4 separate regions of the Homo sapiens genome follow, and regions 2, 3 and 4 are each linked to region 1. A link is a contact called in ENCODE Hi-C or POLR2A ChIA-PET data. All regions are on one chromosome and are shown on one strand. Each heading gives the region's core, a stretch centred on a gene start or an enhancer-like site at or near the end of the contact. The rest is flanking DNA. Distances are from core to core; before and after follow the strand shown.

The links. A loop is a pair of places that touch in the nucleus more often than their neighbours do. ChIA-PET counts read pairs that join two places held with the same protein, here RNA polymerase II (POLR2A). Pooled maps may share reads with other maps.
Region 2: a loop to region 1 is called in a pooled map, with 5 times the contacts of the local background. The contact joins two enhancer-like sites. A Hi-C loop is called at or near these places in 1 of 50 pooled maps. POLR2A ChIA-PET finds 5 or more read pairs at or near these places in 2 of 52 experiments (OCI-LY7 and activated naive CD4-positive, alpha-beta T cell).
Region 3: a loop to region 1 is called in a map with no recorded cell type, with 9 times the contacts of the local background. The contact joins two enhancer-like sites. A Hi-C loop is called at or near these places in 1 of 37 single-sample maps with no recorded cell type and 2 of 50 pooled maps. POLR2A ChIA-PET finds 5 or more read pairs at or near these places in 1 of 52 experiments (activated B cell).
Region 4: a loop to region 1 is called in a map of OCI-LY7, with 6 times the contacts of the local background. The contact joins two enhancer-like sites. A Hi-C loop is called at or near these places in 1 of 168 maps with a recorded cell type or tissue (OCI-LY7), 1 of 37 single-sample maps with no recorded cell type and 4 of 50 pooled maps.

The regions. Positions count from the first base shown.
Region 1 is chr2:195,555,823-195,562,530 of GRCh38, forward strand. No RefSeq gene overlaps it. Among named protein-coding and RNA genes, the nearest start is that of LINC01827, 15 kb to the right of the region's middle. RefSeq lists an enhancer at 3,789-3,838. Within about 2 kb of position 3,974, at least 13 of the 41 ENCODE cell types and tissues checked have a DNase peak (open chromatin) inside an H3K27ac peak, as active enhancers do; they include OCI-LY7, where a contact is called at or near this core.
Region 2 is chr2:197,321,082-197,327,789 of GRCh38, forward strand. No RefSeq gene overlaps it. Among named protein-coding and RNA genes, the nearest start is that of ANKRD44-DT, 13 kb to the left of the region's middle. Within about 2 kb of position 2,355, at least 3 of the 41 ENCODE cell types and tissues checked have a DNase peak (open chromatin) inside an H3K27ac peak, as active enhancers do.
Region 3 is chr2:197,141,435-197,148,142 of GRCh38, forward strand. It overlaps ANKRD44 (ankyrin repeat domain 44), which reads right to left. Exons shown (of 28, transcript NM_001195144.2): 3 at 5,593-5,671. Among named protein-coding and RNA genes, the nearest start is that of ANKRD44-AS1, 53 kb to the right of the region's middle. RefSeq lists an enhancer at 4,174-4,333. Within about 2 kb of position 4,202, at least 8 of the 41 ENCODE cell types and tissues checked have a DNase peak (open chromatin) inside an H3K27ac peak, as active enhancers do.
Region 4 is chr2:194,100,469-194,107,176 of GRCh38, forward strand. No RefSeq gene overlaps it. Among named protein-coding and RNA genes, the nearest start is that of LINC01821, 240 kb to the right of the region's middle. Within about 2 kb of position 4,348, at least 3 of the 41 ENCODE cell types and tissues checked have a DNase peak (open chromatin) inside an H3K27ac peak, as active enhancers do; they include OCI-LY7, where a contact is called at or near this core.

The DNA.
Region 1 (6,708 bases), core at 2,724-5,223:
GCAAATTACTTAACCTCCTGGTGGCTTAATTTATACATCTACAGAAGGGTAAATTACCACCTATGCTATTTACAGAGAGGATGAGGATTTACTTAACATAGTAATTAGTAGAATTCTATCATTTTGGTAAAATTCTAACTCAGCTGGAAATCTACACAGATTTAATTTATGGGAAATCTTAATACTGAAATAACTACTAATGTATTTTTTAAAGGAATTATCCAACTGTAAAATTGGCAAATGTTTCCCTTGGGCTAAACAAATGAATTTACTTTGTTGTAAACTCATCAGCTCACTGGATCAGACTATAGGACTAGAGAGTTCAAGGCCATAGGCATAGTTTCCACATTGCTGAGATACACACACAAAAACTATCTCTGCTATGACCTCAGTTGTATCCCTAATCACATCTCAATCTACTGCTTTATAATACATGGCACAGGTCAGCAAGGAATCTGGTTTGGCCTAAGAATGAGGATGCTTCAGTAATTCCTCTATCAGCATTATTGAAAAAAGCGATGCAAAACCCAAATCTTACTAACTGTATAGGTCAGTAAGATCACCTTTGTTTCATTACTGAAATCTAAGCCTCAGAAACATAGAGGTTTTTGTCTGTTTCTTTATTACCACATCTCAACCTCCTAGAACAATGCCTGATATTTAGTAAGCAATAAACACCTATTTAATAAATCAATTACTCTCAATCAGGAATTTGGAGCTTTCTTTCCTTCCATTCTCAAAGGAATTACAGGATTTTCCAGAAGACGATCATTAAAAAGCCTATTTTTGGATTGTTAGGTTATATAATGCAGTAAAATTGACATACATATTCAAAATATTTACAAATAAACAACGTAAGGACAACCCAGAAGCATTTTTATTCATTATGACATTGACTTATAGGGTGCTACTTTTGACTGTTTGCCCAAAGCCTTCCCAATTTATACCTGTTGACCTAACATAATTATTAATAACACCTTCTTTTATTATCAGGAAGTCTTACTTTTTTTGTTGTTTTTTTTTCTGAGGCGGAGTCTTTTTCTGTCACCAGGCTGGAGTGCAGTGACATGATCTCCACTCACTACAACCTCCACCTCCCGGGTTCAAGTGATTCTCCTGCTTCAGCCTCCCGAGTAGCTGGGACTACAGCGCGCACCACCATGCCTAACTAATTTTTGTATTTTTAGTAGAGATGGGGTTTCACCATGTTGGCCATGATGGTCTCAATCTCTTGATCTCGTGATCTGCCCACCTCAGCTTCCCAAAGTGCTGGGATCACAGGTGTGAGCCATCATGCCCCTCCAATAAAATGTATGCTTAATCCTACCTACTAACCTAAATACACACCAGGAAATTCAGAACCTATTCCTTTTGCAAGTTGACTTTCTCTAAGAAAAGCAAAAAGAAAAAACCTTGACATGATCCATCAGAATGTCTAATAGTAAAGACCAAAATGTACTGTGATATAGTGAAAAGAATAACAACATAGAAGTTTAAAAACTTGAAACATAGGCCGGGCACAGTGGCTCACACCTGTAATCCCAGCACTCTGAGAGTCCAAGGTAGGCGGATCACCTGAGGTCAGGAGCTCAAGACCAGCCGGGCCATGGTGAAACCCCGTCTCTACTAAAAATACAAAAAATTAACCGGGCATGGTGATGTGCGCCTGTAATCCCAGCTACTTGGCAGGCTGAGGCAAGGGAATCACTTGAACCCAGGAGGCAGAGGTTGCAGTGAGCTGAGATCTCACCATTGCACTCCAGCCTAGGCAACAAGAACAAAACTCCATCTAAAAAAAAAAAAAAAACTTGAAATATAGTCTAAATTGTGCCCACTAATTAGCTGGGTAACTTTGGAAAAAAATGTTTAAATGGGTCTCACTTTACACACTGAGGAAGGCAGGATTTATTGACCTAAACAAAAATCTTTAAGAGCCCTCTTGCTCTATTATTTTCTAATTCTTCAGTTTATCTATTGCATTTTCTCCTTTATTTTTATTATTTTTTGAAATATGATTTTTGGCACATTGATTTAATTTTCTAGTGGTTAAATTATTTGAGACATCATTTAAATTCTTTAAAAATCAGGCCAGGTGTAGTGGCTCATGACTGTAATTCCAGCACTTTGGGAGGCCAAGGCGGGCAGATCACTTGAGGTCAGGAGTTTGAGACCAGCCTGGCCAACATAGTGAAATCCCATCTCTACTAAATAAATAAATAAATAATTTAAAAATCTAAAAAGGAGGCAAGCATGGAGGCTCACACCTGTAATCTCAGCTACTTAGGAGACAAAGGCAGGAGGATCACTTGAGTTCAGGAGTTTGAGACCAGCCTTGGCAATATAGCAAGAAACCATCTCTAAAAAAAAAAAAAAAAATGAAAAGAAAAGAAACAAAAAAAACTAAAAAGGATATAAACTTTTGATTCTAATGCTTTATATAGCAAACATATGATTTAGAATAATTTAAATTATTACATTCAAAATATGTGTTTACTTCAAATATATTTTCAGAAACCTTAAACAATAAAAGTAAATAAATAATGCTTTTTAGCCTCATCCATCTAAAAGCAGGTAGATGGGGAGATGACTCATGACCCAGAACCCCAAGATTCTCAGGTCATGGTCACCTTTTGCCACTCTCACCACCACCTCCAACAAAGCAGTGGAAAAGCCTATATGCTGACCTTGTGGTCCAAGGAGATTTAAAGTGTGGTGGGGCATTGTGGGTTGAACAGTATCCCCAAAAAGATTTGCTCAAGTCTGAACCCCTAAAACCTACAAATGGGACCTTATTTGGAAACAAATAAGAGCCTCGGTGATATAATCAAGTTAAGATGAGGTTATACTGCATTAGAGTATATTTACGGAAAGAGGTATGAACATTCTGACAATCAGTATACACTACTGGTAGGAGTGTAAATTCGTTCAACCCTTGTGAAAAGCAGCATGGCAATTCCTCAAAGAGCTAAAAGCAGAACTACCATTCTACCCAGCAATCCCATATATATCCAGAAGAATATAAATCATTCTACCATAAAGACACACACATGCAAATGTTTATTGCAGCACTATTCACAATAGCAAAGATATAGAATCAACCCAAATGACCATCAATGACAGATTGGATAAAGAGAATGTGATACTTATATACCAGGGAATACTATGCAGCTATAAAAAAAGAACAAGATCATGTCTTTTGCGGGAACATGGATGGAGCTGGAGACTATTATCCTTAGCAAACTAATGGAGGAACAGAAAACCAAATACAATATGTTCTCACTTATAAGTAGGAGCTAAATGATAAGAACTACGAACACAAAGAAGGAAACAAAAGACACTGGGACCTACTTAAGTGGGGAGGGCATCAGGAGGGAAAGAAGCAGAAAAGGTAACTATTGGGTACTTGGCCTAACACTTGGATGATAAAATAATGCATACAACAAACTCCCATGACATTGGTTTACCTATGTAACAAACCTTCCCATGTACCCCACAAACCTAAAATTAAAAGTTTAAACAAGGGGAAAATTTAGACATACACAGAGACAGGGCCATTTGATGATGGAGACAGAGATTGGAGGGTTGCAGCTGCAAGCCAAGCAATGCCAAAAATGTCAGCAAGCACCAGAAGCTAGGGGAGCGGCCCAGGTCAGTTTCTCCCTTAGGGCCTCCAAAAGGAACCAACCCTACCAACGCTGATTTTAGACTCCCAGCCTCCACAACCGTGAAACAAATACAGATGTTTAAGCAACCCAGTTTGTGGTGTCTTGTTACAGCAGCCCTAGGAAACTAAAACTGGGAGCATCAAAGCCATTTCCTGCTCTATTGTGTCCTCGTCCCACAGATGAGCCTAGAAATGCCTGACTTGGCTATGTAAAAATACAGAGAACTTGCCACTTTCATGAGAGGCTGACTGCTCATGAACTGTCACAGGACAGGTGCACTTCATCAGCCTCAGCTCATGCTTTACTCATGGTCTTTGTTGGTTCCTTTGAAAGCAGGATGTGGTTTGCCCCAGCTTCCCTCCTTCTTGGAACCAGCATGTAACGCATACTTGTTTTGAGAGTTTTTTTTTTATTATTATTACTATTGCAGAGAAACAGGGCTTTAAAAAGATTCAAAAGCATTTCAAAACTATGAAAATCTCCCAAATATATAAGTGGTATATGTGGGCTTTGCTGAGATGTCATTGCAGTTTGGCCTGTTTATTGTCATCTGGTACCTGCTCCATAAGGATGACAGTTATTATTTGTAGAATCATTCCATGAGCCACTTCTAAAGATGCAGCTTTATTAGGCCACTGAAAATGGAAAGATGAGATACAGTCTCTGATCTCACAGAAATTACACTTCAGAAGGGACAGAAATATTTAAGCAAATCAGGGCAATAGGTGTTAAAAATTAAAAAGTGTACGTGGCATATTGAGGTGGCATAAGTTAGGTATCATTAATAATTTCAAGAATAAAATGATCTTGAATTGAGATTTGGAAAATATAGATATTTGTCAAGTAGGCGAGGCGAGAAAGGGCATTCCAGCATGGGCAATGGTCCAGGTATGTACACACACATACACACTCACACACACATTGGCAAATTTGAGGGAACTGCAAGTAGTTTATTGTGGGTAGAGTAATATAAAATAGAATTGAAAGCAAGTTTTTTAAAATGAGCCTAAGGGAATACGATAGTAGCAAGAGAGAACTTTGTTCAGAAAATTATTGCATACGTTTCTATTTTTTTTTTCTTGTTTTTGAGACAGGGTCTCACTCAGTCGCCCAGGCTGGAGTGCAGTGGCAAGATCTCAGCTCACTGCAGCCTTGACCTCCCGAGCTCAAGCGTTCCTGCCACCTCAGCCTCCCAAGTAAGTTTCTGAGACTATAGGTGTGCGACACGAAGCCCAGCTAATTTTTTTTTTTTTTTTTTTTTTTTTTGTAGAGACTGGGTTTTGCCATGTTGCTCAGGCTGGTTTTAAACTCCTGAGCTCAAGTGGTCTGCCCACCTCAGCCTCCCAAAGTGCTAGGATTACAGGTGTGAGCCACCATATCCAGCCAGGTTTCTATAGTTTTTTTTTAATAGGTAGCTTTCACATGTGACTCCATGCATCAGAGTAGGTAATTCAAAGAAGAGAACCTCATCAGTTAAGACTCACAATATCATAAGGTAAAAACTAATCCTTTGCTCAAAAGAATGAGAAAAATATTTACTATAATCCCAAAGTGTAGTTGTGGTGGCAGAAGGGAAGAAGAGAAAGGAACAGAAATGAAACAAAAATGATCAGGAGGTAGAGTACACTGGACAAAATAACTGTAGGATGGCTCCCAGTTTTCTTGCATTGGTGACAAGGAGAATGGAGACACTGTAAGCTAAAGGCAAGAAAGACAGTGAGTTCAGTTGTGGGAATATCAACTGTTTAATACCCTATGGGGAAATACTAGTAAAGTTGTCCAGTGAGCATCAGGGATGACGAACTCAGATGACAGGCATGATTGGAATTAGAGATATCAAATGAGCTTATAGTTAGAAGTTGAAGCTAAAAAAAAAAAATGGATAAGCTCAGTCAAATGGGCTTGTAGACTAAGAAAAGAAGGTATGTAATGATTAAGAGCATAGGCTCTGGAGCCAAAATGCTAGCGTCTGGATCATAGCTCCATTACTAGCTAGCCATGTGATCTTAGGCAAATTAACTTCTCTGTTTCAGTTCCTGCAATTATGAGGTTGTGAAAATTAACTGAGTTATTTTATGTAATGTACTTAGAAGTGTGCCTGACCCATAGTAAATATTCAATAATCTGTGAAGAGAGAAAATGGGGACATGGGAAAAGAGAGAGGCAGAGACAGAAAAAGATTGGTGAGAAAGACAGCCAAGGAAAAAAGCGCAATGAAAAGCAGTATACAAGCAGTGGACAAAGAGAAGGGGGCTATAAGAAAGGCTGGAAAGGTGCTAAAGGACGAAAGAAATTAAAACCAGCAAGGAATGTAAGAATCTCAAGATGAAGTGTTGGTTCAAAAGTTGGATCTTGCTGGGTGCGGTGGCTCACGCCTGTAATCCCAGAACTTTGAGAGGCAAGGCAGGCAAATCACTTGAGGTCAGGAGTTCAAGACCAGCCTGGCCAACATGGTGAAGCCCTGACTCTACTAAAAGTACAAAAATTAGCCAGGCATGGTGGAGTGTGCCTGTAATCCCAGCTACTCGGGAAGCTGAGGCACGAGAACTGCTTAAACCCAGGAGGTGGAGGTTGCAGTGAGCGGAGATCTGGCCACTGCACTCCAGCCTGGGCAACAGAGTGACACCCTGTCTCAAAAAAAAAAAAAAAAAAAAAAAAAAAAAGACATTAAGAGTCCACCGGATTGGTATTTGGGTCAGTAGGAGCTCTCCGAGAGTACAGCACAAAAGCAGAAGCAGATGTGTGGGAGGTGTGGGAGGCCACTGCACAACCTCCTCACTAGCCTCCTGCTGTTTTTACCTACTTGTGTGTGTACCTAATAGAATTTTTCTTGATATGAAGGTGCAACCTGAAGATTTAGCATTTTCTTTCAATTTAGTCAGCTTCCTGTTTTTCATGCAAATTGGTCTGGAGAGAGCCGTTTTAAGTAGATAAAACAAATTCGCAAAAATTGTATTACTTGTATTATCACCTTCCCCAGTTCCACCACTATCAGTCAACATCGCCTGCTCTTTCCCAAGGATAACAGTGATGATGGCAGAGA
Region 2 (6,708 bases), core at 1,105-3,604, 1.8 Mb after region 1:
TTCTATGAGCCAGCACATGTAAAGCACACATAACGGAACCTGGTACAAAGTAAATGCAAGATGAAATACACCATACTCTGTGAGTCAGCACATGTAAAGCGCATGTAACAGAACCTGGTACAAAGTAAGTGCAAGATGAATGTTAGCTATTATATCTATGATATTAAAATGTGAAAAGATGACACCTTAGAATTGAAGAAATACGGTTTTTTAAATCAATATTATAAAGTTACTTTTAGTGTTGATTTGTTGAAATTTATTATCTTTATCCCAGGGAATGCCTTCCTTGGCTCTTGATCCTTATTTTCCTTGACCTGCTAACAAACTTATAAACAGTATCATTCGATTAAATATTTCATTGTTTTATTTGCTATTGATCATCTATTCTCTTTGTTTTATGGGTGTTAGCCTTCCATAATTTCACATGCTTTGTTTTTTATATGTGTTGTTTTTCTCATTATAAACTTCTAATGGGTACTAGACATGCCTTACACTTCTTTGCATGAATTCGATAAATAATGACAAACTGCTTGATTTTAAAAGCATGCAATTGGAGGCAATATTAGCTGGCAATTCTATTCAATATATACTAAGTTTTTCTGTGAATGCCTACTTGTAATCTCACCTCCTACAGAAAGTATAAAAACCAACAACAGAAAAAACAATTGAGAAATAGAACAAGTAGAAGGAGTAAGTTAGCCAGGCACAGTGGCTCACATTTGTAATCCCAGCACTTTGGGAGGCTAAGGTGGGAGGATCACTTGAGCTCAGGAACTTGAGACCAGCCTGGGCAACATGGTGAGACTCCATCTTTACCAAAAATACAAAACTTAGCAGGGCTTGGTGCAGTCCCAGCTACTTGGGAGGCTGAGGTGGGAGGATGGTTTGAGCCCAATAGGTGGAGGCTGCAGTGAACTATGATCATGCCATTGCACTCCAGCCTGGGCAACAGAACCAGACCCTGCCTCAAAAAAGAAAAAAAAAAAAAAAGAAGTAAGTTATTACAGTGCCTCCTCTGAGGCATTGCTGAAATGAATATTGTGTTTGTTCTGTATTAAAACTTCTGCATTTTACTGTGGTTTTAAAAATGTTATTCCATTTATTTTTAACTTCTTCAGACAGCTGTCCTGGAAAAAATAAAACAGTGGAAGGTGAGAAAGTAAGATTCACCATAGAATACAAAGGGATAAAGGAGGGAGGAAAGAAGAGAAGCTGCAAAGAAATGTAGATGGAAGCACCAAGCTCCTTTAAAAGAGAGAAAAACCCTGACTGGGCATTTTAGCATGCAATTATGGTCCTTAAACTTCACCAGGACACTGTAGAGTCTCAGCAACCATTCTCAACCTTCCTGCAGAAAATTGATAGCCCAAATTCACATTTTTTTATTTTATTTTATTTTTGAGACGAAGTCTCACTCTTGTCGCCCAGGCTGGAGTGCAGTGGTACAATCTTGGCTCACTGCAACCTCCGCCTTCTGGGTTCAAGTGATTCTCCTGCCTCAGCTTCCCAAGTAGCTGGGTTTATAGGTGTGCACCACCATGCCCAGCTAATTTTTGTATTTTTGGTAGAGACAGGGTTTCACCATGTTGGCCAGGCTGGTCTCAAATTTCTGTCCTCAAGTGATCTGCCCACCTCGGCCTCCCAAAGTGCTTGGATTATAGGCATGACCCACCGCACCAGGCCCAAATTCACAAAATTTAAATGCCCCTCTTTCTTCTCCTTCACAGCCAAACTTCTCAAAATAAATGTCTCTTTTTTTCTGATCTCCACTTCCTCACCTCCTCCGCCACTCCACAGGGTGCCCCTGAGCCCACTGTCCTGAAACCACAATGACTCTGATCAGTTCCACACAGGTCCATGCTGACAACACTCTGTCTTAGACCCTCATTGTTTCTCCCGACCTCCAGTCCCACCAAGCTGCCTGCTTCTCTCTCGGATGTCTCAAAATCACCTCATACTCAGCATGTCCAAAACAAAAATTAATAATCTTCCTCCTCCAGTGTTCCCCCCTCCTCGGTAAATGACACCACCCTGGACCCAGTGTTGATCTAAGAACAAATGCTGGGGCTCACACTTGGTATCTCCGTTTCCCTCTCATCTCTCACATCCTGCCAGTTACCGAGTCTTGTCAATCCACGTTCTTTAAATCTCTTGAATCTGTCCCTAACTCTGATCTTCCTGGACCTCACTCCAGGCCAGTCTCATGTTTATCTACTGATTGGAAGGCTGATAAGCATTGGTTTCTTCTGATCTATTCTCCACCCCACAGGCAGAACAATCTTCTGAAAGACAAGCCTAATCAAGCCACAACCCCTCCAATGGCTTTCCATTGCCTTCAGCCTGTTTACAAACACCTCAGCATGCATGATGTTCAGAGTCCTCACATTCCCCACCCATCATTCTTCTTGCAGAGAAGCCACATTGCTCAACTCTGGGGGATGCCATTCCCAGCCTAGTCTGTGAATGATAACTGCTGGAGTAGTGCAGTGCACAATCTGTGTGCCTAAACAGGGCAACCTTGCCTCCGTGTCACACTTTATACACTGTGCTGAAAGCAGCTCCCCGATGCATATTTCTTCTCTCTCTGAGCCTTTGCATATTGCTGTTTCCTGTTTATACTTTTACCCACCTCGATATCATTTTCTTCTGGTTAATCTTGTACTTCAGATCTCAGTTTAGATATCACTAACCCCATGAATTTTCCCTTACTCACTTCACCTCCCAAGTTTGGATTAGGAGTATCCCTAAGGTTTATGTTTAGTGCCCTCTGCTTAACCCCTATTATTGTATTTATCCCTTCATCCTATAATTGCCGGATTACTTTTCTGTCTCCCTCTTTTAGGGCATGGACTGTGTTTAATCCACCTTGATGTTTCTAGTTCATTGTATAGTATCTGGCACATAGTAGATACAGAGCAAATACTTTTGAATGAATGTAACTTTGAGTAAATAATTTAATCTCATCAAACCTTAGTTTACTACTAGTCAAATGAGGCTAAGGATGCCTGTCCTCAATACCGTGGAGAATCATATAATAAAATGTATATGAAAATGCTTTGAAAAATGGAAAGAAATACGTAAATGAGAGAGAAGGAGACTGAACAATTGGTATGGCATTATGATAATGAGAAAGTGACAAGGAATGAGATGATTTTCTGCAGAGAGAAGCAAGAGAGACACATTTCCACCCTATCATGTATAAGAACTAATGCCTGTGCTGCTGAAGTGAGTGCAAATTCTGCATCTTATTTCTGAACTAGGATGAGAAGCCAGAATGTTTCAAAAGGTGGGAAATGAGGAATGTAGTAATCAAGCTACAACTTCCGCTTATTAATTGGTCACACAACCAGTGCTGTATATTGATTTATATGTCATATACATAATATATATCAATTTTGTCACACATATTAAGATATATATGTTATTAAGATCAAGTTTCTGATATTTGTTCATTTATTTAATTAATTAATTTTTGTAAAAAAGACCAAGTTGCTGAAAATGGTGAACGAGGGGCTCAGATAGTCAAAGAATAAACACAGCCCTTCTTCCTTGGGCATCAGTTGGATTTAATGATTCGGGGAATTAAGTCACTTAACTTGGTAGGTAACTTGAAGCAGTATTTTCATATTTACATAAGCAAACAGATATAGTATGGCATGGAGTGTAACATTTGCATACATCTTTTAAATCAACCTGAGACCCCACGCATTTTGTGTTTGCAATGGACCTCTCCACACTATCTCCCTCCAATCCACCCCTCACCAAACCTTCACACTCCCAAGCTCTAGGAATAAGTCTTTATTCACTTATGCTCTTTGAGGGCCTAGGAAAAGTTTAATAAGTGTTGCTTTTAGAAGTTTGGTGACCTTCTATGCTGCTGAAATGAAACAAAAACAGAAACCTGGCTCAGGAACTCTCACAAATGTGGCTGGTACACTTATATCCAGGGTCAAGTTTATAGTTGATTATTAATTTGTGGGTCTGCTTTCTGTTCCTAGCTTACCCATTAAACTGTTGAACAATTTTGTAAATATTGGTCACTGGTCCCCAGAAGAATCAAAAATTTCTAAATATAGAGGAATTAGTGCTAACTGTCCACAAGAAAATAATTCCTTTTGTTTTGTTTTGTTTTGTTGAGACAGGGTCTCACTCTGTCACCCAGGCTGGAGTGCAGTGGTGCAATCTCAGCTCACTGCAACCTCCACCTCCCATATTCAAGCAATTCTCCTGACTCAGCCTCCCAAGTAGCTGAGACTACACTACAGGAGCCCGCATCAAGCCTGGCCATCAAGACTAATTTTTGTAGTTTTTTGTAGAGATGGGGTTTCACCATGTTGGCCAGGCTGGTCTTGAACTCTTGACCTCAAGTGATCCACCTGCCTTGGCATCCCAAAGTGCTGGGATTACAGGCATGAGCCACCCCACCTGGCCAGAAAGGAATGCTAAATTCATAATTCCTTGCTGTTAGGACACAGTGGCATCATAATCTTTGTATATAACGGTCAACACATTATATCTAAAGGAAGGAGAGGGGCCGGGCGCAGTGGCTCACGCCTGTAATCCCAGCACTTTGGGAAGCTGAGTTGGGCGGATCACGAGGTCAGGAGATCGAGACCATCCTGGATAACACGGTGAAACCCCGTCTCTACTAAAAATACAAAAAAATAGCCGGGCGTGGTGGCAGCTGCCTGTAGTCCCAGCTACTCAGGAGGCTGAGGCAGGAGAATGGCGTGAACCCGGGAGATGGAGTTTGCAGTGAGCCGAGATCATGCCACTGCACTCCAGCCTGGGCGACAGAGCGAGACTCCGTCTCAAAAAAATAAATAAATAAATAAAGGAAGGAGAGAAGGGAACTAACATTTATTGAGTCTCTACTATGTGCCATCCACAGTGCTAGGTGCTGTAAATTCCTCACCATCTCTCCCTCACCACCCCAGACACAGTTAATCCTTTGTACAATGTCTATACCTGATATAAGCACTTCTATTGGACTTTCCACTTTAAACAACAATGAGTTGTCTGTTTCCCACTCTAGTGTAGACTCTTCGAGGGCCAGGCTCATTTTAAATTCACCTTTTTATCCCAAACATACACCATACCTGATCACATAATACATCTTCAGTTAAAATTTTTATTAGCTAAACAAAAGTTACCTCTTCCAATGTTTAGGACATTGTGAAGAAGCTAGTGCATTCTTCATTCTCCAAAAGTCAGCTGCTCATTCTAAATCATCTTATACAGTTCTGTCCATTAAGGAAATGTAGAACATAGCATTATGTCAGTTTTTTGCTGTTTTCAGGTCTTGGAATATTTCCAAGTCTCTCTCCTGACCCCCAGCCAAAAAAAAAAAAAAAAAAATCATAGACTCAATCTATAACATACACTGCCATTGTTTGAATGTGTCTCCTTCAAACTTCATGTTGAAACTTAATTCCCATTGTAGTGGTATTAAGAGGTGGGGCATTTTAGGAAGTGATTAAGTTGTGTGGGCTGTACCCTCATGAATGGATTGGTGCCTTGTAAAAGAGCTGGAAGGAGCTAGTTTAGGTCTTTTCTTGCCCTTCAGCCTTCTGCCATGTGAGGACATGGTATCGCCCCATCTGCCATGGGAGAATGCAGCAAGAAGGCCCTTACCAAACAACAAATGGCTGCATCTTGCCCTTGGACTCCCCAACTTCCAGAACTGTAAGAAATCAATTTCTATTGTTTACACATTACCCCATGCAAACAGCTAAAATGTGTACCATACACACTTTTTGTTTTCTTTACAAAGCACCTTTTTCAATAACATAATAGGTACTCTGTGAAATACATTTTTTTTTTTGAGACCGAATCTCTCTCTGTTGCCCAGGCTGGAGTGCAATGGTGCGATCTCAGCTCACTGCAACCTCTGCCTCCTGGGTTCAAGCAATTCTCTTGTCTCAGCCTCCCAAGCAGCTGAGACTACAGGTGCACGTCACCACGCCCGGCTAATTTTTGTATTTTTAGTAGAGACAGGGTTTCACCATATTGATCAGGCTGGTCTCGAACTCCTGACGTTAGGTGATCCACCTGCTTCAGCCTCCCAAAGTGTTGGGATTACAGACGTGAGCCACTGTGCTCAGCCAAAATAAGTCTCTAAAGTAAATTATTAAGTGTAAATGTCCCCAGTTTCAGTGGCTTTAACCAATGACAGACAACAAGACTGAAATCACACTGCTTATAGAGGATTAAATATCCTCTGATTCTGAAATACCAAGTCTGAACTTCTGAGTCTGTAACCACAAGATGATTTTTCTTCCTCCCCAAATTTAAAGTAATCAAAACATGGAAATTTCTTCCTCTCATCATTGCACTTTAGAGTGTATGAGAAGTGTGTACCATATACATACACATACACACACATGAGCATAGAAGAGGAAAAATAATTAGAAAGTAGGGGACTAGTCAACACTCTGATTTAGAACCAGCTCAACTTTATGATTTCAAAAGTTTTGAACCTAATCCAACTCCTCTGAAATTCAAAGTTACTTGACATTTGGTATATTGTGACTTCCTGTTTTTGTAAAAGAACATTTTCAAAAATGGTTCAATGAGCTCTTTGGACAGTCTCTAACTCCTATAATGCAAGATTTGGAACATTTGGTGGTAAGTAAATAAGGAACATATGCAATATATTTTTTAAGATGTGCATATTTTCCAAAACTCAGGGGGAAAAATACTTGGCCA
Region 3 (6,708 bases), core at 2,952-5,451, 1.6 Mb after region 1:
TTATTATACCGCATTCTGAAAATTTTTAGTTTTATGCAGATCCAAATTTGGCTTTCAATATTAAAACTCTTTCAAGGAGAAAAATGATCCCACGCATGCTGAACCTCATACAGTGACCCACACCCGGGGTGTAACGACACCAGCATTGTTCGCGTGTAGCTTCAGAGTCCCTTGAGAAATTTCAAGGTGATTAGAAATGTAGGCAATGGCTTCTTTCAGTCAGTGTTTAAGTCCTCCATTCCTCCATTTCTCTTTTTCATGGAGGTTGAATAGGCAGCTGCCAGGAAAACCTCCTCTCCCCCATAACAAAAATTATTATAACAAAACCAGAGTTATCTGAATGGAGACGCAAGAAGCATTTCATCAGTGTCATCTCTTGCTGCCAGCTTCCTCATCCTCTTCCTCTGAACACTTTCAAGAGTCTTGTTTACATGTCAGAGGGAGATGTCAGATGGTTTTGGCTATGAATTGAATATTTATAGCTGATTTTTTCTAAAGGAAGCTTCACATTATTTACCTGCCTGTCAGGCACCATTGTGCACTGAAGGACACAGTCTGCATGTCTAATGATTTAAAGGCAAATGCTTTTGTACCCAAGGACATGTTAAAGCTTAAACATGAAAATAAGCACTAGGGTATATTGATTCTTCAGAAACAAAGGCCCAATCCATCAGACATGATCTGTAATTACAAACTAAGGATGTTCTTCATCTTATCCCTGTTACCTCTTAATTTTATTTTCATAGAGATCAGGGGTGAAGTGAACTCTGGGCATCTTTTCCAGAGGCAATATTTCTGTTCTGTAAGCCATGTCATCTAGAAAGAAGTAGAATAAAGAAAACGGAAGTGGTGTGATAAGGGTGGACTGAGTGTGACTGAAAAATCTCACAAGCCAAAGAGAATAATTTCTTCCCAAGCTTAACTTATCTAAAGTTTGGCTTTTAATTGTTGAAGTAAACATGAAAAGTCATAAAAATATGATTATAATATAACAAAATCAGCTTGCTATTGATTTTTTTAACAAACCAAATCATACAGCACAGGAGCGCTTCAAAACAATTACCATAGAAGAGGGTATGATAATTCCATGAACGTGACAATTGCTCAAAACATTTAACAAACTCTCCTTGGAGTTGCCTTTATGGCCAATTTACACACCCACCAGAAAATGGCTTATTACTTTATAATTGCACCACATTTGTAGGCCAAAATCAGCATTGCCTGGTTTAATCACCCCTCTTTCACCAGATAAAAAATATCAAATTCATCCTCAAAGGACGAATATTTGTTATGCATAAGGAATCAAAAGAATGATGTGCCCCCAGCTCTGGAAATAATTTGCATTGAGAGTAAGAAGCACATTTTGAAAATTTTTGGGAATAATTTTGCAGGACTACCACTTGTTGGGTTGCATAAATTCTATGGCCAGATGTGGTGGCTCATGCCTGTAATCCCAGCACTTCAAGAGGCCAAGATGGGAGGATCACTTGAGGCCAGAAGTTCGAGACCAGCCTGATCAACCTAGCAAGACCCCATCTTAAAAAAGAAAAAAAAAAAAGTAAATTAAATTAAAATTTAAAAAATAAATTCTAATAAATTTTACTTAGTAGTTATGCCTCACAAACACTCCCGCATTAGAGAGTACTTCCAGTTTTCTTCTTTCAACCCAGAACCCTATAATCCTTACTTGTCCTCAGAGTTTTCTCTGTAGGATCTTTTTTTTTTTTTTGAGATGGAGTCTTTTTTTTATTTTTTATTTATTTTTTTATTTTATTATTATTATACTTTAAGTTTTAGGGTACATGTGCACAATGTGCAGGTTAGTTACATATGTATACATGTGCCATGCTGGTGTGCGACACCCATTAACTCGTCATTTAGCATTAGATATATCTCCTAATGCTATCCCTCCCCCCTCCCCCCACCCCACAACAGTCCCCAGAGTGTGATGTTCCCCTTCCTGTGTCCATGTGTTCTCACTGTTCAATTCCCACCTATGAGTCAGAACATGCGGTGTTTGGTTTTTTGTTCTTGCAATAGTTTACTGAGAATGATGATTTCCAATTTCATCCATGTCCCTACAAAGGACATGAACACGTCATTTTTTATGGCTGCATAGTATTCCATGGTGTATATGTGCCACATTTTCTTAATCCAGTCTATCATTGTTGGACATTTGGGTTGGTTCCAAGTCTTTGCTATTGTGAATAGTGGAGATGGAGTCTTACTCTGTCACCCAGGCTGGAGTACAGTGGTGCGATCTCAGCTCACTGCAACCTCTGCCTCCCAGGCTCAAGTGATTCTCCTGCCTCAGCCTCCTGAGTAGCTGGGATTACAGGCACCCACCACCACATTCAGCTAATTTTTGTAATTTTAGTAGAGATGGGTTTCATCATGTTGGCCAGGCTGGTCTTGAACTCCTGACCTCAAGTGATCCTCCCACCTCAGCCTCCCAAAGTGTTGGGATTATAGGCTTAAGCCACCACACCTAGCCTTTGTAAGATATTTCTACTGTGGTCCTTTTTCTGTGCACTCTGCTTTCTATATCTCAACCCCAGTATCTTAACTCTTAGCCACTGATTGGTTCTCACTGATCTCTCTGACTTAATCCAGATTCGACCAGTTCCCAAACAGAAGCTAGAGTCAGGAGGGAAATAAAGCCAGACCCTGGACTGGCAGTTGTAAGAAAGTGAAATTTCCAAGGGCTGAATTCTTCGCCAAGACCTTGTCTTCCCTGTCTGCTCAGAGGCATTCAGGGTTCTATCCACCTGGCTAACAGGAGATAATGCCAGCAGGAATTTAGCAAGCTTGGGTTACACCATGCTCTGTAGGTTAATACAACAATGGAGAACACAGCTATAATGGGCTGTTCTGGCAAGGCCGAATTATTTGTCCAACATGGTAATCATTAGCACCTCATTCATTATTAAATTAGGAAACAGTTTGGTTGGATTCCCTAAAGGCTCAGCTGCCAGACACAAGCTCAGAGATAAAATCATCATGCTCTTGCAATATTATGAACTTAATATATAAATTGAGTAAAGGACTTTTTGGGAAAATAAAAGTCAAGTGAATTCCAAGAGTTTGCCTCAGCTTCCACAGGTAAATAAAATTGCTAAAAAAGAAAACTTTCCCAATGCTCCCCATGCCCTAAGTCTTCTTAATTTGATGAGAGGGAGGAGGAAATTTTCCATAGCACATTGAACCAAAATTATGCTAAAGAGATTAAGAGCTCAGAAATTCCAAGACCAAACAAGTGAATAGATTAAAATATATGCAACAGCTTCTCCCAGCTCTACTAAATCAGCCAGAGTTGAAGAGAGGCTGGTGGATTCTATGCCCTTGTGAAGGTGATGTGAAACCATGTTTGTCAAACAATCACTGGCCCCAGATACAAGAAAAAAAAGAGACTGGTTGACTTCATGCTGCAGAATTAAAATCTCCCCTTTCAGATGTAGAAACAACAACAACAACACAAAGTTGGCATATAAGACAAAGTTCTGAATTTGTACATTCATGAAACATTCCTCTGAGACTCTGAGAGGTCTATTAATACAACATTTAAGAGGTGGGTGGGCTGGGCACGGTGGCTCACACCTGTAATCCCAGCACTTTGGGAGGCCAAGGCAGGCGGATCACAAGGTCAGGAGATCGAGACTATCCTGGCTAACATGGTGAAACCCCATCTCTACTAAAAATACAAAAAATTAGCCAGGCGTGGTGGCACGCGCCTGTGGTCCCAGCTACTCGGAAGGCTGAGGCAGAAGAATCGCTTGAACCCAAGAGGCAGAGGTTGCAGTGAGCTGAGATCACGCCACTGCACTCCAGCCTGGGCTACAGAGCAAGACTCCGTCTCAAAAATAAATAAATAAATAAATAAAATAAAATACAAAATAAAAAAGAGGCGGGTATAGCTGATGGGGACCAATAGATGTCATACCACAAAGTTCTTTATTTTATACCTCCACTGATTCTGCCTACAATTTTCCACGGGCCAAATTGCAATTGCCAGGGCAACCAGCCAGGTGTGCATTGGCCCTTAGTCTGTGCCAACACCAAACAATACACATTTGTTTGGAACATGGCCCTGGGACATCTTTAGATTTGTTGGAAGAAAGGCCTATTCTCAAAAGCACAAGAAATGCCATGTGAAATCTAACCTAAGCTCCATGTGACCATCAGGAGCGTGGGGCACACGTGTTTTGAGGCACAGAACACTTGTTTCCTGGGGAAACCCACCTCAAGAACATGAACACAACAAAATAAGGGCCGTGTTGCTTATGCATCACAGCACAATTCTTGTTTCTTGTCCACAGTGTTCACCACATCTGCTTGAATGCATGTCTCAGCTCCTACCTCTGCAGAGCTTACTTTAAGATGCTACAGTTCCCCTTTCCTTACTGCAAACAAAGGCGAAAACTTACTATAGGCCTTTTGACTAGTCTGTAGGCAGTGGCACTTCCTCTAGATGTTAATCTCCCAAACATAAAAGAGGAAGAAGAAAGACAGCTTGTCTGTGAATAATCTACAGTGAGACATCTGCACATGCTCAATTCATTCCAGGATTTGTCTAGTAAACACTCAAGGGAGAAAGCATATAATGGTTTTGGAAACCTGTTTGGTGAGATATACTGAGCATACAGGTTTCCAAAAATTAAACCACTGGCATTTTTAAATCTGATGAAATATTTAAAATACATTGAAAAATAAAGACAATAGCATCACAAAGACCAGTATAAACACAAATCAGATTTAAATGTTTGCTATACTCCCTTCTAAATTTTTAAACATAAAATATTTTACAGAGAGTTGTAGTAGTTCTTTTATAGCCTTCCCTGAAGACATTTTTTACTTAACCTGCCTACTTAGAGGTAACCACTAACCAGAAATCAATATGGTTCCTTGCCTTCCATGTTTTTATGCTTTCATCACATAGTCACAGTCATGTATCCATAAGTATAACAGTATTGTTTTGCAGCCCAACTTAAATATATATAAATATACAAACACATTTAGTTGGCATATAAATCTAGGGTGTGCATATATATATGGCATATATACAGTGTGCATATATAATAGCATATATAGTGTATACATGCTATACATAGTGTTTATATAGCATGTATATATAGAGAGAGAGTATATAGTGTATACATGCTATACATAGTGTTTATGTAGCATGTTTATGTAGTGTGTATATATACTCACTATACATAGTGTGTATATATACTCACTATACATAGTGTGTATAGGTGTATGTTCATGTAGACTTTAAACTAGTTTTATTTCCTTTTGTATAATAAAAAAATCAAAATATATCCAAATGTACTGAATTCATCTACAATGCTGGGCCTGACTAGACAGCCAGGAATCAGACTTTCAAAGCAAGATAAAAATGTTACTGGAGAAGTCATTTTTCAATAAGAACAACTTCTTGCATTTTTCTTTGTGTAATGATAAAATCGCCTATCACATAAACTTCCATGAACATAACAAAGGAATTTTGCTTGGGTTCACTGTAGTAGTCAATCTAGTAAATTGGTTATTTAAATTTTTATTTGCAATTGACTTTTGAGTATAGCAGTTATTTACCTGACAAAATCAGGAGTTCAATGATCTCTGCATCTCCCAGAAATGCGGCCACATGAAGAGGGGTTCGTTTCTCAGAATCCTGAAATACACAACGTCAAAGACATACAACAGGTCAGTGGCAGCTGGAGGTCCCTTTTGTAGACATAGTAAGACGTGTCACTCACTCTGTGGTTAATGCATGTGGAAGAGTGTGAACACCAAACATTCGAGTAACTTCTGGTTATGCATTTTCTCTCAACATACCCTATAGTTACACATAACAAAGCATTCCATTTTCTGTGTCTGTGCTTGGTATTTGCCCACTTGCTGCTTTTACTGAAGCCCAGCTGAGGTCATAGATGGATCATTATGCCCTGGATGATGAATTTCAACTTACAGTATTTCCAAACCTTCAGGATGGTTAAAAAAAAAAAAAAAAAATCTAACCTACCATAGCAATATAGTTCAAAGCTTTCAATGACTTATTTTCTTTCTAAGGAAACATAGTGGAATGGTTCACAAGGACATTAAACATTAAACATAACTGTGGTCATTTTCTCCTTTCTATGCTTGTTAATTGTTGTTTGGACCACTGCCCATTCATGAAATACTTACTGAATGCTTACTCTATGCCAGAAACCATATTCTGGGGACAGAGGGATGACTACAACAGGCCTGGTCCCTGCCCTCATGAAACTCACATTCAAGTGGGAAGGCTGACAATAGTATACTAGACAATAGTATACTAGATACACATGAGATTATTTCAGATAAAACACCGTATGGGATTAAGTGATTCAGGAGATGGGAATAAGAGTGGTCAGTGAGGCCTTTCTGAGAATGTTGACATTAAGGCTGAGAGCTAAGGTTGATATTATCTCTGTTTTATAGATAAGAAGACTGTAGCTCAAATTTTAAAATTTCCTCAAGATTCCACAGGTATATAGCACAGTCAAGATCTGACCTTCACCCAGCAGACTTCAGTCTGTATCTTTGGCAAGGCATTGAACAGATTGTGCTGAAAGGCAGCATGGTAACATGCAAGGGAAAAAAGCGTTGCTTCCTCATCTGTAAATTGGCGATAATAAAATCTACCTTAGAGGACTGATAAGAGGACTAAAGATCATATAAGTAAAT
Region 4 (6,708 bases), core at 3,098-5,597, 1.5 Mb before region 1:
TGGATCTCTTTAAAGGACTGTACATAACATGCAGCTTGTTTCTCCAAGAGAGAGGAATTCAAGAAACAGAGGAAGAAAGCCTCCAAGGCAGAAGCCACAGTCTTTTTATAACCTAATTAGATAATTAACATCTCACAACTTCTGACATTGTTTATTCATTAAAAATTAGTTACTAAACACCAATCCAACCCACACTCCTGAGGAGGGGATAACACAAAAGGCATAAACACAAGGTTTAAATAATCGAGGACTGTCTCACAGTCAGCCTACCATACTCAGAAGCAACACAACATGAAATACTAGGCTATTATTTAAATCATACCTTTGTTAGTGGGCTTTTATGCTTTAAACACTTAAGAAGATGAATACTATATATAGATTTTGAAAACTACTTTTGGGGTGTACAAATATCTTCACCTTTTTTTTCTGTTCACTTGGAAAAACTTCCATGTGTAAAGAGCCTGGCATACTGCAATCAGAGCATTTTATCATGACTTTCCAAAAGAAATTACCTCTAAATTATGCAAATTGTCTTAATCAACTGGATAAATATGAGCATGAACAAAACACAAAGTGTTCTTGAAAATTCATTGATATGCACGTCATCGTATTCATCATTCTTATTGTTAGTGAATGGCCTGTGAGAGTCCTAGGAAAACATGGGTTCTCTGTTTCAGTTTCTGTTCTCTGTTATATCTATTCTTTGTTGTTTTATTATTGTTGTTGTCAATTTGACAACAATATGCATAAAGCCATGAAAAAATAAGTGGGTGTAATATGGTTTGTTGACTGATAATTATATTATATAGTTTTGTAGTTTTACTGAAAAGAGATTGACCTAATTTTCTGTTTCTTTCTATTATAACTAGAAGCACACATATATATGTACATAGACAAAAAGGAAAATAAAAGAAAAACACCCTGAAAGAGCAACCTCAATACTCATAAAAAGCTACTTTTAAAATCAGGAAAAAATATAGTGACAAAACAAAAACGGAAAATATTATTTTGGTCTTATAAACTGTATAAAAATAATCATTGAAACTAAAACATATGTTATGTGTGGTTTTATTATTATCCCCAAATCAACAAGAATGTGAAATTCTTGAGAGCAGTGTTCAAAAATGTTATTTGTGTAATGTTCTCCCTCTCATCTTAGTGTTTTATCCAAAAATAAGCCATCAAATGATGATTAATTCTAACATTTATTTTTAAATGCCCTCTCTTATGCATCTAAATATACTTCTGAGAGAAATCAGAAGATAATCTCATCTCTGCTTCTCATTATATTTCCCCAGTGCTTACAGATTTTACTGAAACCTCTGAATGTCTGTTTTCATTCACTTTTAAAGATTTCATTATTATCTACAGACTACATTTTGGAAATCTATATCTATTATGACTATTTTTTTTCTGAAAATAGTTGATTTCTGATATTTTTATTTTAAACAATATTTTTATACAAAGCCTTTTATTTTATATAAAAATATTTTTTACAAAAGAAACCCAAAATGTTCCCAAATATATACTTTCTCACAAAACACAAAATTTCCAAATATTTAGTCATTTTTCATGGAGGCTATTTCACAACTTGTTCTTATCTTTCTATAATTCCTATCTAATTACTTCATAGCATAACATTAAGATTAACATGTTCTCACTTTGGGAGGCCGAGGCGCGCGGATCACGAGGTCAGGAGATCAAGACCATCCTGGCTAACATGGTGAAACCCCGTCTCTACTAAAAATACAAGAAAATTAGCCAGGCGTGGTGGTGGGCACCTGTAGACACAGCTACTCTGGAGGCTGAGGCAGGAGAATGGCGTGAACCCAGGAGGCGGAGCTTGCAGTGAGCCGAGATCACACCACTGCACTCCAGCCTGGGCGACAGAGCGAAACTCTGTCTCAAAAAAAAAAAAAAAAAAAAAAAAAATTAACATGTTCTGAATAGCCACAGGGAAACAGATCCCAATAAGGACCTTGATGTTTTAAAAGTTTGCATACATTCCTGGTTCTGAAAGAGAATTCTAACTGCATACAGTATTCTAATAGCTGTAGCCTGATATAATATTACCTGACAACAATATTCCTACATATGGTAGCCATGACAGAAATGAATAAATCCAAGTTTAAGAGGTAAAACTTGGAACAAAGAGAGGGGAAGAATGAGGCTAGAGAGGATTTATTAATCGCTCTAAGGTTTCTATATGGCTGGCTTAAAAATCATGTTCCTTCTACCAGGGTCATGCACTTACATAACAAAATCATTTCTCCTTTTGGCAAAGCTTTCACATGGGTCTCTCATGAAGTAGCCATCATGTGACACTATTGTATCTTATGTATTACATAGACTGACAGTATATTCAGGAATACCGCCCTTGTTCAGCAAATTTTGCTCAGATCTCAGCACTGTGTAAATTACCTGTGCATCTGAAAATTACTAGCATTGGTTCTTACTTCTTGGGAGTGTGTTTTTTTATGTGGATTTTGACAAAGTATTTGCCCTTAGAAAAATCTGTTCTTCCCTAGTCTGAGGATTATATTGAGTATTTCAATTACTCAAATATTAAAGCAAATAAAGGTGATGGATTTTAAATCAAATTTATATATAAATTATAGCCATATACATAATTCTTTTTTCTCTCTCTGAAACTGTATTGGACAACGCAATAATTTATAAAGTGAGAAAATGGCAATGCAAAGTGAAAATAATAGCAGTAAACTTATAGAAAAGAATTTATGAAATACTGCATGCTTTGAAATGGTTCATGAGTACATATTTTCTGTGAAAGATCAATTTGGATTTTGAAAAAATTAAAAAATGAATCCAAAGAGACATGATAAATACAGTTATCGACTCATTTGTTCAGCAATTTGCAGTTATCCAACAGGATTTATCCAGTGCTTCCTATTTTTGCTGGGTTGTGCTAAGCTGGCTACAGAAAAAAGAGAGTGTTCTTAAGCTTGTGAGATAAAGAGACAATATTGTCTTTATCTTAGAACAATTCCCAACTTTATAGACAAGTAACGTGGGACCTTTAGCAACTAGAGGTTGTCTTAGATTCTAAGACCTCACCCCACTTGGGGCTTGGTCATAAGCACAGAAATGGAAACTAGGATTTTAACAAATTTCACAGTGGTTTCAAGACTGTGGTCTTAGTTTCTGTGAGATAGGCCACTGGCCCATAGATTCCCTGCTGGAACCAATGCGATCATGGAAAGGGTCATGCCTAATCACTGCAGCATGTTCTTGCCCAACTCTTATGCGCCCCACCAACCACTCAGCTAAGAAAATAGAAATTAAACAACCCAAATATTCAAGCTCCAAAGCAGTGACTTATTACCAGGGGTGCAGCAGAACAAGCAGAGGGTAGTAGCACTAACCACCTGTAGCATCCCAGGAACAAGGACCATATTGATCTCAAGATGGCACTGACAGTTTTGGCATCCTCTCTGAGGGTGCAGATGGCTGGCTGAAGTTGTGCTGGGAGGGACAGTTCTGAATTTATGATCAGGCTTTTCTTGGGCCTTTAAATCCAGTAGCTTGTTTGAAGAAGAATGCAAAGACTTGAATGGGGTCTCATAGCATCATTTGAACAAGAAGGATGTGATTGTGGCATCATGTATTTATAGCCTTTCCACCCTCCCCGCCTCAGAAATGGCTTTCATTCCACTTACCACTGAGGGCAGGGCGGGTTTGCTACATCAGAACCAGGGACCCACATTTGACAGATGTTTTTAAATATAGACCTAACTCACTTTAAGTGAACTGTTTTGGATCAACTATTGCTCTATATTGCTTTCCTAACACCAAACAAAAGCTGAAGACTGATAATGAACTTTTTAAAATCAATTTTCTTAACTCAATGTATTAAAAACTAAATATTTCTAAATTTCTCATGATCACACTTGCTTGAGGCTGCTACAGCTTTGTTGCTTTGAAGTATGCCTGGCCTGAATTCTAAGTAATGACTCCACAAGACAGATTGCTTCATCTGGCATATTTTCATCTATATTTGGAGTTGATTTCTTACATGGATGATGTAAGAGTTACATAAAATAATGTACATAAAGTGCTTAGCACAATGACCTGCATATAGTAAATGGTCATTACATGTTTCATAAATGATAATTGAAAGAGATTATTTAGGAAATATCTCTGGACATGCATTGATATAAATTTTAATATGTTTGTACAGAAAAAGCCTACACCTGGTACTTTCACTCTAAAAAGTTCTCTCTGCAAGCTGAAGAAAGTAGTTACCAGTTTTTGCTGTAGATAGCTGGCAATCCTGAGAGTGTATTTGGTCAAATGTGGTGCCTGATGTCTGTGCCCTCTGTGAGTGAAGGCACACTGAAGAGCATTTTTCACTTCTCTAAACCTCAGAAAGTCCTGACTGGGCTGTCAAAATGGTCTTTAATAAAAGGGGAAGTGGCAGGATTGTGTATATGTAGCCTAATAGAGCATTTTATCTTACAGCACTCAAAGTGTTTCACAATAAATCCTTTCTCATCATGTAACAACAAACCTATGTAGTTCCCTGTAGTTCAACAAAAAGAAGCCAAATAACAGGCTTCATTTTTAAAAGTATAGGTTGTATCTGGTAGGATTTTCAGCCTATAGGAAACTCATGTTTGATTTGTTGAGTCAGACTTGCTTGGAAATATTTTGAGATTTTCTCACAGAGTTATCTGAATAAATTATCTCTTATTAATGCCATTGACTTTAGGACAAAACAACTTTATATACTGTTAAAACTTTACACAATACACATAATTGGCATATGCTCTCTAAAAGTTTTATTCCTAGAGCTAAGATTTACAAAACTACAACCTTGGTTAGAAGCAAACTTGTTTTGTTTTGTTTTAGACCGTGGGCAATATAACTATTTGGGGTACATTAATTATAAATATTTAATAGTAAAAGATAAATTATGAGATAACAGACAAGTAACCTAAAAGGGCAAAGCTAAGATTAAGAGGTAAAAATTTTTATTTTCTCATTGAAAAACAAGAAATGCAAAGGAGTCTACATGCTAGGACAAAAAAAGGTTTATCTGCTTCTCTTTCATTTCCTCCTACTTTTTGTTTCTATCCATATTTAAAAACACTAAAAATAAAGGTAAGGAGTTTCACTTTTAGAATTATCTAGCTACTAGCACCAATAATACTAACCTAGAGCTGGGAACAGTGGTTCATGCCCATAATCCCAATGCTTTGGCGGGCCAAGGCAGGAGGATTGCTTGAGCCCAGGAATTTGAGGCTACAGTGAGCTATGACCATACCACTTCCAGCCTGGGTGAAAGAGTGAGACCCTGTCTCTAAAAAAAAAATTAAAAATATATTAGTCTAATATATTCCCTTTAATTATGCACTTCATGTAAGATACTATTTTTCAACTGAAAACTGGAGGTCCTATAAAAAATATTTACCTGTCAAAAATGTCAGGCACACCTATCACAGTCAGAATTTGGTTAGATAGCCAGCAGCCAGTTGTACATTTAGCAGCTAGTATTTTGCTTTTGTCTCTAATTTTCATTGGTATTATCATGTATCTGATATGATGTCCTTACCTTTTTCTCTGGCTATATTTTCACTTGTTTTCACACAACCTTCTCAAGCCTCTCTAGTTATCAACCTTTTCTTTCTATCATTTTTTTTATTTTATTTTTGAGACGGAGTCTCACTCTGCCACCCAGGCTGGAGTGCAGTGGCACAATCTCGGGTTCACTGCAACCTCCGCCTCCCGGGTCCAAGCGATTCTCCTGCCTTAGCGTCAGGAGCAGCTGGGTTTACAGGCACGCACCACCACGCCCGGCTACTGTTTTTTTTTTTTTTTTTTTTTTTTTTTTTTTTTTTTTTTGTATTTTTAGTAAAGATGGGGTTTCACCGTGTTAGCCAGGATGGTCTCGATCTCCTGACTTCATGATCCGCCCGCCTTGGCCTCCCAAAGTGCTGGGATTACAGGCGTGAGCCACCGCACAGGCCTCTATCATTCTTAAATAATTACCAACACTAATTGTCACAATTTGGCAACTTGGTGTTCACTATTTAATCTGATGCAAGGTTAATTCAGTTTCACTAATTAGCACCTTAGTGTTGTAGCCACTGAGATTTTCCAGAATTTCACATTTGATAATGAACTACATCCATCCTTGAAAAGTATTTTTACCATGCTTCTCATTTTCTTTGTATCTCTGACTCCATTGGCCACTTATACTCGATTTTTCGTCTTAAATGAGTATCAGAGTTCTATCTTCATTTCATTGTTTAAATATATATATGTATATATACACATATATATGTGTATATATACATATATGTGTATATATACATATATATGTGTATATATACACATATATATGTGTATATATACATATATATGTGTTGTGTATATACACATATATATGTGTATATATATGTATGTGTGTGTGTGTATATATATATATACACTTCCAGATGCCAAAGGTTGAATACAGAATGATGAAGTTCAGAGTTAGTCTCTGACATACATTTCAGGGGAGGACACATCAGATAAATCCTTTAAAGCTGAAAGACCTGGGACTACCTGGAATGTTGTTGGTTAGCTGTTGATTCCTGTGTTTGCCTGTTGATTAAACACTGTGCTGATTGGAGGTAGTCAGCTGTGCACATTAGGTGCGTGTTTTGATATTATGGCATTGAGGTGCTTCTGCTGAGTATATGATGT